Regions from separate parts of the Homo sapiens genome. Here region 2 is linked to region 1. The links are chromatin contacts, found by Hi-C or POLR2A ChIA-PET in ENCODE. All regions are on one chromosome and are shown on one strand. The core of a region is the stretch at or near the end of the contact, and the rest is flanking DNA. Distances in the headings are between cores, read along the strand shown.

Region 1 (6,883 bases), core at 2,175-4,674:
TTGAAATTTTTAGAAAGACTGGATAAAGTTGAGTTGCCAAAAAATAAAAATACTGATTAATTAGGTGATAATGGACAAGAGTAAAATATTAGGGGAGAAAATAGTAATGATGCAGGAGACTCTGTGATTTGTATGAACATGAATGAACCTAGAGGACATTATGCCAAGTGAAATAAGCCAGGCATGGAGAAACAGTTACCATATGACCTCACTTGCATGTGGAATCTAAAAAAAGTAGAAGTAGAGAGTAGAATGGTTCCCAGAGGCTGGGAGTAGAGCGGTAGATGGGGAAGGAAAGACATTGGTCAAAGGGCACCAGTTTCAGTTAGACAGAAACAGAAGGAATACGTTCTGGTGACTTATTGCATGGCATGGTGACTAAAGTTAATAATAATACATTTTACATTCAAAATAGCTAAAAGAGAGGACTTTAAATGTTCTTACCACAAAGAAATGATAGATATTTGAGATGATGACTGTGTTTATTAGCCTGATTTGATCATTCCACAATGTATGCATGTATTGAAACATTCCATTGTGCCCATATATATATACAATTATTTTTTGCCAATTAAAAATAAAACTTTTTTTAAAAAAGGAATATTTGCTAACTAAAAAAAAAAACAACATTCTCTGCACATTGAAGCATAAAAGAAAAAATAAATTCAAAAATTCTCACTTTCTTATTCGCCTGTATTTGCCTTATCTAACAAAACCTCTTATTTCTACTTAAGTCAATTCAATGATTTCACTACTTTTGACAAGAGCTGGTCTAAAGTTTATTCTATGAGAGTCAATCAATAATATAAATATAACCAGAATAAAAATACTGAGAAAACAGCTCTCTTAGATAGAGAGAAACACTTTGGAAGCACCCACTTATGTATCAATAATTTAACTAAATTTGAAGCACAGAGGAGGTACTGCTAAGCCTATTGTGATATAATAATTTCAAATCCATCAATTCAATGAAGAACAACACTTTTCAGCCTAATTCTCATAACTGCAGGCACTCAAAAGTAATAAAGTTATATTTTGGAAACAATATTCTAATAGTCAGATATTTTTCTAACTCAGATGATATATCCCAAATTTAATCTAGATTAATGAGGTTTTACTAGGCACTCATGTATCTACCGAAAAATGGGGCACATTCAGATGGTGGCTAATGTCTACTAGAGAGGAAAGTAGTAGATTTAATATTTATTGAGCCCTTAATATTTTCAAGTAACTGTGATGGGTGAACCATTAACTACAAATAGTCCCTTAATGCAGTAGCCTGGCAGACAAGTGTGAGACATGCATAAAGATAGACGGGGAGGAGAAGGAAGACCTGCTGAATGCAATGTTTAAGGAAGGCAGAAGAGGGAGTGGTAAATTCTGACTCAGGGAATGACGAAAGGGTAAGGTTTCCAAGAGCAGAGCTGGGGCCAGGGTATCAACAGAAGAAAGCTCATGAGCAATGGTAGACACACAGGAAAAGGGCTTGGCTAGGAGCAGTGAGCAGTTTGCTGAGTTTAGGGTGTGCCGATGTGGGGTGGGGACAGTAAGTGTGTGGGAAACAGAACTGGAGCATCAGGCTAGGGCCCGATCCTGGAGAGACTTAGAGGCCATTCCAGGGAGGTTGGGCTTTATTCTGTACACACTGGCAATCTGCTGACATGTTTTGAGCCAAGGAGTGAGCAGATCTAGGTTTGGGGCACTCTCTTTGGTGATGGTGGATAGGATAATTTGGAGTCGGGAAAACCTGGAGACCAGTGAAAAAATTATGGAATCTATTGTCCCTGGTTGAGACTCTTTTTCCCAATTTTCTAGTTTACCTGCTGTCTTCAGAGAGGATTATTAGCATATCAGGGTGTAATTTTTTGAATGAAAGTAGGAAATTAGGTTTATCATTATTTCTTTGTTCCAAAAGCCTGGTTGTTAGAGACTTCTTATTAGTGTACTTTTCATAATCTAAGAATTTCTAGTGAGATGGTGAAATATGCAAAAAAAAAATGCAATTTGCTCAGCTTATAAATATTGGCTATTTAATTAACATTGTTTGTGACAATGACATATTTTTCTTATATAGATGATGAGAGAAAGTTCTTTGAAAAATTGCATAGCTATTGTTCTTGAGTAAGTTGCTAAGAGCATTTTACCACCAAGAATAGAGCTAAAGAAAATTGGCTTTGCCTTGTCTGAAGACCATGACTTCTACCTTGGGAACATGTGCACCGAAATGAATACAGCCTCCTCTATGTGTTCACGGGAGGGGATCGTGGGTGGGGAGGTGCAGTGATTCTCAGAACGGCCCTTGTAATTTAAACCTAAGTACCAATATCTCTATGTCAGAAGCAAGGAAATAGACCAAAGCATTAAATGACTAGTTTCAAAATATGCACTTAACCAGCTCTAATGCTGAGAGGAAAATCTTCACTTTTATAATTTTTTTGTATATCCAAGTAAATATGTATAACAACTTTCTCCTAAGACATTTCCCCCTTTTGGTTCTAGAGACCAAAAAAATTGTTGTCTATGTTTCTAAACTTTTTTTCAAGGACTTCACACTTTTAAATTCAAGTTGAATACCCGTTATCTGAAATGCTTGGGACCAGAAGTGTTTCAGATTTTGGATACTTTTGGGTTTTCGAATATTTGACTATATACCTTGAGATATATCAGGGATGGGACCTAAGTCTGAACAAAAAATTCATTTATGTTTCATATACACCTTATAAACATTGCCTAAAGATAATTTTATACAATATTTTAAATAATCTTAAGCACGAAACAAACTTTTGACTGTGTTTTGACCGCAACTCATCACACGAGGTGAGGTGTGGAATTTTCTACATGTGGCGCGATGTCAGTGCTCAAAACATTCAGATTTTGGAGGATTTTAGATTTTGGAGTTTGAGATTACAGGTGTTCAACCTTTGTATCAAACACAACCAATTTATTAACAAAGCAGGTACAAAGTACAACACACTTATGCCCCTAACTTTTGAAGAAAAGCAAAAAAGATTAGTAGGTAAAAGTTGTTTTTCTCTCCCACAAATCATCTTTGCTACTCACACACACATATACTTTGCAAGTGTTTCCAAATCTCTGAAAACTTCACATCTCTTGTCTCAAGCTCTAGGTATGTACCTGCCTACCATAGTGTGGTGTCAAAGGGAAGGTGTCTGAGCAAACTTATTGATCTTAACCTTTTCTTCTCCACCTATGGCAGAAGCCACAAATACCTTATGTAAAGGGCTTGCAGCTGTGCCCTGTGAAGGAGCACTCCCTCCAGACTGGGCATGCGTCCTGGCCTCTGTTTGGAATGCTCTCTTTCTGCCTCAGTTTCCTTCCTGATGTATATATATAGACTCAGCCTCTCTGCCCAAGTCTTCTATGATGACAGCTCACTAGGCAGGCAGCGTGGATCTATGTTCCAGTCTCCTCTTGCAGATCAGATACCACCTCTGAGATCCTTCTCTGCTCCTCACTGACCAAACTCAAGGAACAGATCTTCCCTGCCCAGGTCTCCAGGACCCCAACCTACCCACTTCTAGGAGAGAATTCACACAGGGTAAGTTAAGAACACTTATAGCAAGGGATAAATCCTCCCTGCCCCTCGCATGGTGTGCCTTAACATTTAGCCCTAACCACAGGGATACAGAATAGCCCCTTCTGCAAAACTGAACTGGAAAATTGGATCCACATATAAAAAAGGAGGTTGTTCTGGCTAATTGATTAGTAAGGCCCCTGTAGCTCGTCCAGTTACATATATTCATGTCCAGCTTGTCACACTGTCTGGCTGACTAATTTGGCCTACAGACTCCCCAAACATGAGATTCTAATGACTCACCTAAAGTTTTAATATTCAGAAAACTGGGCCTTCTCCTTGGAAAGTTGTTCCGATGAGCAGGAATGTTAATCTGTGAGTGTAAGTACTGCCTTCACCTCTGGACGTGTCTGTGTGGTATGTGCCAAAGAGACAGAACTCAGCACAGATGGTGACTCCTGAATCATTAACTTCAGGCAGCTGCGTTCCGTGGCTGTACAGCTCCGTGGCAGCACAGGCACCAGGAGCCCACAGATTATCACGATAAACAGTACAAGACCTCTTGCAGGTCGTAGGCCATGGAGCACATGTTTAACTTCTTTGGGGAAAAAAATAATTCGCTGGCAAAAAAAAAAAACCCAGAATATTTGCCAAACACCTCATTTCCTGCTCTATAACCAGATGGTTATGAATCATGTGAAATATCCCTTCCACCTCCATGAACAAATATTCGTGTTATTTACAAACTAGTAGTACATTTGTGACTGCACATACATGCTTAACAAATTTCTAGGCCGTGGAATGTATTTCTCAAGTATATGGGAAAATCTATAACATGAAAATCTTTATCTTCCCAGGCTTTCTGAATAATGTGTATTAAACAGTTGTTGACGACCTAACAAAAGTTACTGGGTCTTGGAGTGTGAGACAGATCACTATTTTGGAGAAAGGATGTTATATGAAGCAGGAACTACATTTTTTCACTGTGGTTTCACCCTTTTATTTAGAAACAACAATAAACATTTTTGTTACGGCTTTGAAAAGAGAAAATAAATCCCTTTTTGTTATGGCTTTGAAAAGAGAAAATACATGCCTTTTTGGAAGAGAGAAAGAGAAAAGGCAGGAAGGAAGGGAAAGAAGGAAGGGGAGATTGGATGGATTCTTTGCTAGCCAAGGTGCCTAAGAGCTAGAAACAAAAGTAGGAAATACAAACACTGTAGCTTTCTGCACCACAGCTGCCTCCCCTCGCAACAAAGAGCAGGCCCTCGGCCTCCGAGCCTGGGAGAGGGAGCATCACCCTTAGGCACAATGTAGCCCAGAAGGGCCTGGCGCTGTCCTTTTTGGCCTCCTGACAAGAATGTTCACTTACAGATCCCAAGTTATCCTAAGTCCATCTGGCGTGTTCTGAGGATCAAAAACAAATGTGTGGAGCCTCCCCTCCCTCGCACCCGCCTGCACTCTCAGGCTCTGACCTGCTTTCAGGAGCACTCAGGGTGAAGCCCAGACTTGTCCCACAGGGGATTCTCTGGGAGGGAGGCTGGGAGCACATGGCATGCAGTGCCTCTGCCTCCTCACCCACCCTAAGAGGTGGAAGGAGGCAGCCCAGCAGTGCCCCTCAGAGTCAAAGACAGCGTGGCTCGCTCTCACAAGCCCTTCAGCTTGCTGGGCAGTAGTGAGATTTTTTGTTCCTTTCTTATTAGAGTCACAGAGAGTCAGAAGGGAACTCAGAGATGATTTTACAAAGGGAAGAATATTAAGGCTTAGCGAGGTCAGACTACTCACACAGGTCATGGCAAATTAGCAGAAGAGTTGGGATTTCATTTTTAGTGTTTTGCCATCCTATGGATGGGTTTAAATCAGAGGTAATAACTTTGATCCAGCTATTCTTCAAGAGAAAATAAAGCCAGGGCTTTGGGAACAGTAGGAGGTGGGGATGAGGGGAAGGGCAACATCAGGCAGCATTTATGTGACCAAACAGACACGTTTTTGACACAGGTTGGACATGTCAGATAAAATAATCTGCCATCTGCACCAACTTGCTTGACCTGAACAACAAGTTCAAATGCCAAGGTGACTAGAGAAGAGGGAGAGTACAGGAAGCAAGGGAGGGGGAGAGGCTTCTCCTCTTTCTCAGGACAGGAGTCTGGCACCTCATCTTTTTATGAACAATAGAGCCCCTGTGTAAGCCCCATGTCCCTCAGGAAAGGAGGATCCCAGGAGGTCCCATCCTCTGCAGCCTGCAGTGCCTCTTCCTCATTTCCTTATTGACTCCTGATTCCGGGGGTCCTAGGTGGGCAGGGCTTAGACGTCCAGTTGCATCAACTGTCCCTGCATCCTATCCCTGATTTTACTTCACTACAGGAAGTAGCCAGAGTGCAACAGCAGGCTCTCTGTGTCTGGATTTTATGACAAAAGAGGATTTATAAACAGAACTTGAGGGCCTTCCTGAGAAAGAGAAATTGGCCTCTCTTCAGTCAGGAGCCAGGGAATTATTTGCACGCCAAGCAAATAGCTCCCAAGCTAACAATAAATGGCTCTGGGGCTGTGTCATTCATTGACCCTGGGAATTCACCCAAGGCACCTCTGAAATTTGAAAATAGCTGTTAATTACATTAAATCGTGAGAATTACAGATTTTTCCAAAAGGGATGACTATTAGAAATGTGAGGTGTCAACGGAGGTTTGATGAATAGGCACCACCAGTTTGTTTTCTTCCTATAATCCAAGCCTCTGAAAATGACCTGAGAATTCACACATATGATCTGAGAGTCAGAATTGGCCAATATTGTAGAAAGTAAAGGTAAAACCTGTATTCTTCCCACCTCCCTTTAACAGAGTACGTACTACATTAGTCTGGTGTTTGGAACACCTACTGTAGGTTATTCCTTTGGACTTATGCGTTTTTGTACCTAAGAAACTTCTTTCAAAATAAAAATACTCTTGCCAGGGGCAACATATCAGGCTGTTGTAGACTGAATTGTGTCCCCCTAAAATTCATGGAAGTCCTAACCCCCAGTAGCTCCGAATGTGACTGTATCTGGAGACAGGGTCTTTATAGAGGTAATTAGGTTAAAATGAGGTCACTGGGATGGGCCCTAATCCAATATGATGGGTCTCCTTATAAGAGGAAATTGAGACACAGACCTGTTCACAGGGAAGACCGTGTGAAGACACTGGAAGAAGACAGCCATCCACAAAGCAAGGACAGGAGCCTTGGAGGAGAACAATCCTGGGGACTCCTTGATCTTAGACTTCTAGCCTCCAGGATTATTAGAAAATAAATTTATGTTATTTAAGCTGCCCAGTCTGTGGTACCTTGCTATGGCAGCCCTAGCAAAATAATTCACAG
Region 2 (6,883 bases), core at 1,802-4,301, 360 kb before region 1:
GTTCACCATGTGTGTACGCACTGAGATGTTACTCGTAATATCCTAGGGAGAAATTACACCTAATGTTACAGTGGGTGTACACCATGTGTTTCTATTCTGTGATGCTATTGGTAATATCTTGGAAAGTTATTAGTCCTAGTGCCACAGTGGGTGTATACCATGTGTGTCCACTCTGTGATGTTATTCGTATTATCCTAGGGAGATAGTTCTCATAACATCACCGTGGGTGTACATCATGTATGTACTCCCTGTGGTCTTATTGGTTATGTCCTGGGTTGATAGTACTCCTAATATCACCTTGGGTGCACACCGTGTGTGTACATTCTGTGATGGTATTCATAATAGCCTAGGGAGATATCACTCCTGATGTCATAGTGGGTGTACAGCCTTGTGATATTCTTGGTAGTATCCTTGGGATGTATTACTCCTGTTATCACAGTGGGTGTGCACCCTGTGATAGTATTTGTAATATCCTAGGGAAATATCATTGTATACCCGGTGATATTGTTTGGGACATCTGAGGGAGCTGTTTCTCTTAAAGTCAGAGTGGGTGTACACCCTGTAATATTCTTCCTAATATCACAGTGGGTGTACACCGTGAGTGATATTTTTTTCTAATATCCAGCGGGGGAGAGGATGATATTGCTTCCAATATCACAGAAGGTGTACACCCCGCTGCGATATTGTTCTGAATATCCAGGGAAGGAGAGGATGACATTATTCCCAATATCACTGGGGGTGTACCACCTCCCGCTGGGATATTGTTCTTAATATTCGGAGGTGGAGAGAATGATGTTACTCCCAATATCCCAGGGGGTGTACACCACCCCTGTTTGTAAACACCCCCTGTGATATTGTTCCAAATGGCCTGTGAAAGAGTAAATATGACTCCCATTATTGCGGGGGGGTGTTCAGCCCTGATGATATTGTTTTCTAACATCGAGGGAAGGAGAGTATGCTATTACTCCCAATATCACAGGGGTTGTACACCCTTTTGTGTTTTCGTGCCCAATATCCAGGAAAATAGAGGATGATATTACTCCCAATATCGAAGTAATTGTACAGCACCCCTGTGATATTCTTCCTAATATCCGGAAAGGAAAAGAATGATATTACTCCCAGCAGCGTAGGAAACGTATACCCACGCTGTGGTATCTTTCCCAGTATCCAGGTGGGGAGAGGATCATATTACTTCCAATATCGCAGGGTGTGTGCACCCCCTCTGTGATCTCGTTGCTAACATCCAGGTTTGGGGAGGACGACATTACTTCCAATATCGCAGGGGGGGTACACCCCCCCCCCGTGACCTTGTTAGTCATTTCCTGGGTGGAGAGGATGATATTACTCCCAATATCGCAGGGGGTGTACTCACCCCTGTGAAAATCTTCCTATATTCAGAGGGAGAGAGGATGATATTACTCCCAGTACCGCAGGGGGTTTACACAGCCCTGTGATACTCTTCCTAATATCCACAGGGAGAGAGGATGATATTACTCCCAATATCGCAGGGGGTGTACACAACCCTGTGATATTGTTCCTAATATCCAGAGCGAAAGAGGATGACATGACTCTCAATATCACAGGGGGTGTACACCCCTCCTGTCCTATTGTTCTGAATACCCTGGGAGGGAGAGGATAAGGTGACGTTGAATATCGCAGGGAATGTGCACCCTCCCCCTCTGATACCCTTCCTAATGTCCAGGGGAAGAGAGGAAAATTTTACTCCCAATATCGCAGAGGCAGTACACCCCACCTGTGATGTTGTTCCCAATATGCAAGGCGGGGAGAGGATGATACTACTCTCAATATCGCAGGGCTGTTCACATCCCCAGTGACATTTTTCCTAATATCTAAGGGAGAGACAATTATATGACAGCAAAGGTCGCAGGGTCTGGACATCCCTTCCTGATGTTGTTCCTAATATCCAGGGGGGAAGAGGATGATATCAAATATGAAAGGGGGTGTACACCCCCCACTCCTACGATATCGTTCTTAATAATCGTGAGGGGAGACGATAAAATTGCTCCAAATATCGCAGGGGTGGTTCACAACCCCCTGTGATGTTGTTTCTGATATCCGGGGCGGGGGAGAAAATCATATTACTTCCAGTATTGCAGGTGGTGTATACCCCACCTGAAATATGGCACCGAATATCCAAAGAGGGAGAGGATGGTATTAATACCAATATCGAAGTGTGAGTGCACGCCCCTAGTGAAACGGTTTTTAATATCCAGCGGGTGGGAGGATGATATTAGTCCCAACATCCCAGAGGGTGTACACTACCCCTGTGGTATTGTTCCTAACTTCCAGAGGGGAGAGGATGATATCACTCCCAATATCTCAGAAGTTGTACATCCCCCGTGATATTGTTCGTCATATCCAGGGAGGCGCAGGATGACATTCCATTGAATTTCGCGACAGGCGTACACGCACAGTGTGATATTGTTCCTAATATCCAAGAAGGGAGAGGATGACATTACTCCCAATAAAGCAGTGGGTGTACATTACCCCTGTGTTACTGTCTCTAATATCCGGGGCAGGGGGAGGCGGGGAGAGGATAACATTCCCTCAAATTTAGCAGGTGGTTTGACACCCCTCGTGGTGTTGTTTTACATATCCAGCGGGGAAGACCATAATACTATTTTTGATAGTCCGATTCATCCGCTCCACCTTTCCGGAACTCTGAGGCCGGGAGGCGGCATGCAGTTTCCGTGTGATCCCCAATACCGTTGCCGTCTTCTGTAGCAAGTCAGCCACAAACGCAGGCCCGTTATCTGAGCCGATCCGGAAGGGCAGTTCCAATCTAGGAATCAGATCTCGAAGAAGCACACGGGTTACTTCACGAGCTTTCTCAGCTCTTGTTGGATAGGTCTCCACCCACCCAGAGTAGGTACGCCCAAGAACTGGTAAATACTTATTCCCTCCACACTCTGGCATCTCTGTGAAGTCTACCTGGAGATCTTCAAAGGCGGCTGCTCCATAAGCTTGTATGCCGGGCGGAACGGCTGGACCTTGCCTCGCATGATGCTGTCGGCAGCTGACACAACGCTGCCTCACCGTTTTGGCAAGGGCTGAGAAAGGCGAGATGTAGAAATACTGGCCTAACAACTTTTTGCAGTGACTCCTGACCTAGATGGGTGGTTTCTTGCACAGCCAGTACAACTGCAGCTCCTCGCAGCTGTGGCACAGCTACTCTCCCATCTGGTAACCGAATCCATCCTTCCTCCATCACTTGTCCTTCCCTCTACCTGGAGAAAGTCCTTTTCTTCTTTAGAATAAGCAGGTCCAAGATCAGGTGCTTGAGGGAGCAGAGGAGCTGTGACTGATGCCTAGAAAGGGGCAGATGCTGCTTTTCCAGCCTCTGAGTCAGCGCGGGAATTCCCCAAGCCCACCAAGGTGGAAGCTCGCTGGTGTCCTCTGCAATGCATAACTGCCACCTTGTGGGGTTTCCATACTGCTTCTAATAAATGAAAGATTTCTGGTTGATATTTTCTGCCTTTTCCCCCAGAGTTCGATAGGCCCTTTTCTTTCTGTCACACTCCATGCACTTGAAGGCTTAAAAAGGCATACCAAGAATCAGTGTAAGTGTTGACAGTCTTACCTTCACTGAGTTCTAAGGCCCGAATTAAAGCAATGAGTTCAGCTTACTGGGCTGAAGTGGCCTGGGGCAATGATCTGGCTTCAAGTTGTTGAGTGTCCAGGGTTACCACTGAATACCCTGCACCTCTCTCTCCATGGGGGTTGACAAAGCTGCTCCCGTCCACCTATAGTTCCCAGTCTACTGATGCCCAAGGCTGGTCCCGGAGGTCGGGTCTGCTAGAGTCAACTGAGTCCAACACTTCTACACAATCATGCTCGACAGGGCTCATGATGTCCTTTAGTATTCATTAAAGTCACCACAGCATGGGGGGCCTTTGTGTTCAGGTTCTGCCCAAGAGTCAGCTTATTTGCTTCTTGTACTAGCAGGGCAGTTGCTGCCAAGGCCCTCAAACACAGGGGCCATCCTTTAGAGACCCCGTCTAATTGTTTAGAGAGGTAGGCCACCGGCCTCGGCCAGGGCCCCACAGTTTGGGTTCAAAGTCCGGCTGCCATCTTATGTCTCTCTCTGACACATAGGATGAAAAAGGCTTTGTCAGATCGGGTAGCCCCAGGGCTGGGGCTGACATAAGTTTCTCCTTTAACTCATGAAAGACTTGCTGTTGTTGGGATCCCCATTCAAAAGGTTCCCGGTCCCCGTCCCCTTTGTGACCTCATACAAAGGCTTGGCTTATACTGCAAAGTTTGGGATCCGCAGTCTACAAAACCCCACAGCTCCTAAGAATTCTCTCACCTGCCTTCTGCTCTTAGGCTCCACTAGATGGCAAATGACCTGCTTTCTTTCTGATCCCAGGCTGCGTTCCCCCTGTCAGATAGTAAACCCCAAGGAACGTACCTGCTGTCGGCAGATCTGAGCTTTTTTCTTGGACAACTTATACCCACAGTCCTCCAGGTGTCAGCGTAGGGCAATCCCTTCCCTTGGCGCACCCGACTGCTGTGGGGTGTCCCAGCAAAAGCTCATCAACCTAGCGGAGCAATGCGCAGCCTAGGTCTCCGGTGGGAAACTTCTGGAGGTCTCGAGCCAACGCCTCCCCGAAGGTGGTGGGGGAGTTCTTGAACTCTTGGGGAAGCCCGGTCCAAGTGTACTGAGTAGTGACACCTGACTCCGGATCTTCCCACTGAAAGGCAAACAGCTTCTGGCTCTCAGGGGCTGATCTGATAGGAAAGAAAGCGTCTTTCAGGTCCAAGCAGGTGAACCAGCTGTCCTCAGCTGGCAGCAACCCCAACAATGTGGACGGGCTAGGTACTGTTGGATGGAAAGTCAGGGTAGCTTGACTAAGCAAGCGCAAATCCTGTCCCGGCCTGTAGTCCTTGGTCCATAGCTTGGGAACAGGCAGGAGGGGAGTGTTCCGTGGAGACCGACAAGGAACTATCATTACAAAAGTTCTTAGGTGCTTAAGATGGACCTGGATACCTTGAAGAGCTTCTCTGGGGACCGGGTCCTGTTTTTGCCTAAGCGGCTGGGCCCCAGTCTTAACTGGCCAACCCTGGAGGGTTGTCTTCTGCCCATACTCTTGGCCACCGCTTAGCCAGAGCTGGTCTTATCTCTTGGCCCGGCTCAGTTCAGAAAAGTCTCCATTCCTCCTCTCGGGGGACCGTAAGGGTCATAATGACTCCCGTGGCGGGTAAATTTAGCAGCAAAGAGCTGTGTTCTGTCAAAGACAGAGCAGCTCTCAGCTTGCTAAGCAAGTCCCTTCCCAACAAGGGCAAGGGACAGTCAGGCATGTAGAAAAACTGATGAATCACTTGATGTCCTCCCACAGTACGAGTCCCAGGCAAGCAGAAAGCTAGCTTTGCTGAAGCCCCCGTGGCTCCGGTGATGTCAAGAGTCTTTCTGGATAAGGGGGCGACCGGGGCGGTTACTAGCGTATGTTCAGCACCGGTATCTACAAGAAAATCAATGTCTCTACCCCCGACTGTCATTCTGACCAGAGGCTCTTTGGGGACACTTGAGCCCGGTCTCCCTCAGTCCAATAACCCTTCTGCCAGGTTGAGCCGGGCCCCTTCCTCCTTGTCCGGGGCCTCCTGCTCTGAGTCACCTTGTTTTCTTTTGAGCTCAGGGCATTTGTTCTTCCAATGTCCTATTTCTTTACAATAAGCACACTGGTTACGCTGCAAACTCTGACAGCCAAGCTGAGTTTCTTTCCCAGGGCACCTCTTCCCTTGCTTCTTTGGGGGGACCGCTCTGATTGCTGCAGCTAACCAACAGGTCGGCGTTTCGCCGGGCCTGACGTTCATTCTCTTTGCGCTTTTCCTCGCGGCTTACTGCGTCCCCGTTTACCAACACCTGCTTAGCTATTGCTCATCAATGTGACGTATTCATCCCTGCAAGCCCAGCCTGCTTCTGCAGGTTTCTTCTAACGTCTTCTGCGCTTTGACAGACTAAAGCCATGTGAATCATGCGCTGATTTTCAGGGTTATCGGGATCAAGGGGAGTATACATACCACAGGCCTCACACAGTCTCTGGTGGAATTGTGCTGGACTTTCTTCTTTTCCCTGAATGACCTCAGAGACCTTGTTAACGTTTGTGGCCTTCTGAGCTCCCCTCTTGAATCCTTCCAAGAGAGCTTCCCTGTCTCGGTTTAGCCTTTGCATATCCTCTCTTTCATGTGGGTCCAACTGGGGCTGGGTTCCTGGTAACTGGGTCCTTCCATACTCTTGGGGGTTTTGATAATCAGCTGGTGCATGTTCCTCTAGCCACTTAGTTGCTGCGTGGAGCCCTCTCCGCCTTTCGCCTTTCATCTCTCTTAAAGAGGAACATGAGCAACCGGTGGCGATCAGCCCAGGTGGGCTTGTGGGTCTGGATAACAGTTTGGAGCAAATCAATTAGGGCTTGCGGCTTTTCGCTCTAGGATGGGGTATTGTTCTCCCAGTTGAGAAGGTCGGCAGAGGTGAAGGGCTGGTACACAAAAACACGCCTCTCCACCACGTGACCATCCTCCTCTATCCCAGTATACCGCTGCTCTCTCAGGGGTATTTGGATCCCCGTTTTGGGTCGTCAATGAGCTGCCGGGGGAGGGGTGGGGTGGAATGGCGCAATGTGACTTGCCGCAATTAATCTCAGTTATTAATTGATACTAATAATGATCAATATTAATAACTGATCATATAATTCTTAAAATCAATACCGATAAGAATGATAATTCATATTAGAGTTATACTCACGATAACAATAAATGATTAATATTAATGATTAATGATGCCTGGTATTAAAGGGTGATATTGATCTTATTCATTAGAAAACTGCCATATTAGCTCCTAATAATTAATATTAATATTAATTAT

What was found. Hi-C counts contacts between places; a loop is a spot of excess contacts on that map. ChIA-PET counts read pairs that join two places held with the same protein, here RNA polymerase II (POLR2A).
Region 2: a loop to region 1 is called in a map of GM18951, with 2.9 times the contacts of the local background. The contact joins the enhancer-like site here to the promoter of LINC02310 in region 1. A Hi-C loop is called at or near these places in 1 of 168 maps with a recorded cell type or tissue (GM18951). POLR2A ChIA-PET finds 5 or more read pairs at or near these places in 1 of 52 experiments (OCI-LY7).

Annotation. Positions count from the first base shown.
Region 1 is chr14:51,393,676-51,400,558 of GRCh38, reverse strand. It overlaps LINC02310 (long intergenic non-protein coding RNA 2310), which reads left to right and starts at 3,424. Exons shown (of 4, transcript NR_146549.1): 1 at 3,424-3,559. It also overlaps a transcript of FRMD6 not described here. RefSeq lists enhancers at 3,576-4,775, 4,436-4,936, 4,937-5,437.
Region 2 is chr14:51,748,324-51,755,206 of GRCh38, reverse strand. No RefSeq gene overlaps it. Among named protein-coding and RNA genes, the nearest start is that of FRMD6, 100 kb to the right of the region's middle. Within about 2 kb of position 3,051, at least 2 of the 41 ENCODE cell types and tissues checked have a DNase peak (open chromatin) inside an H3K27ac peak, as active enhancers do.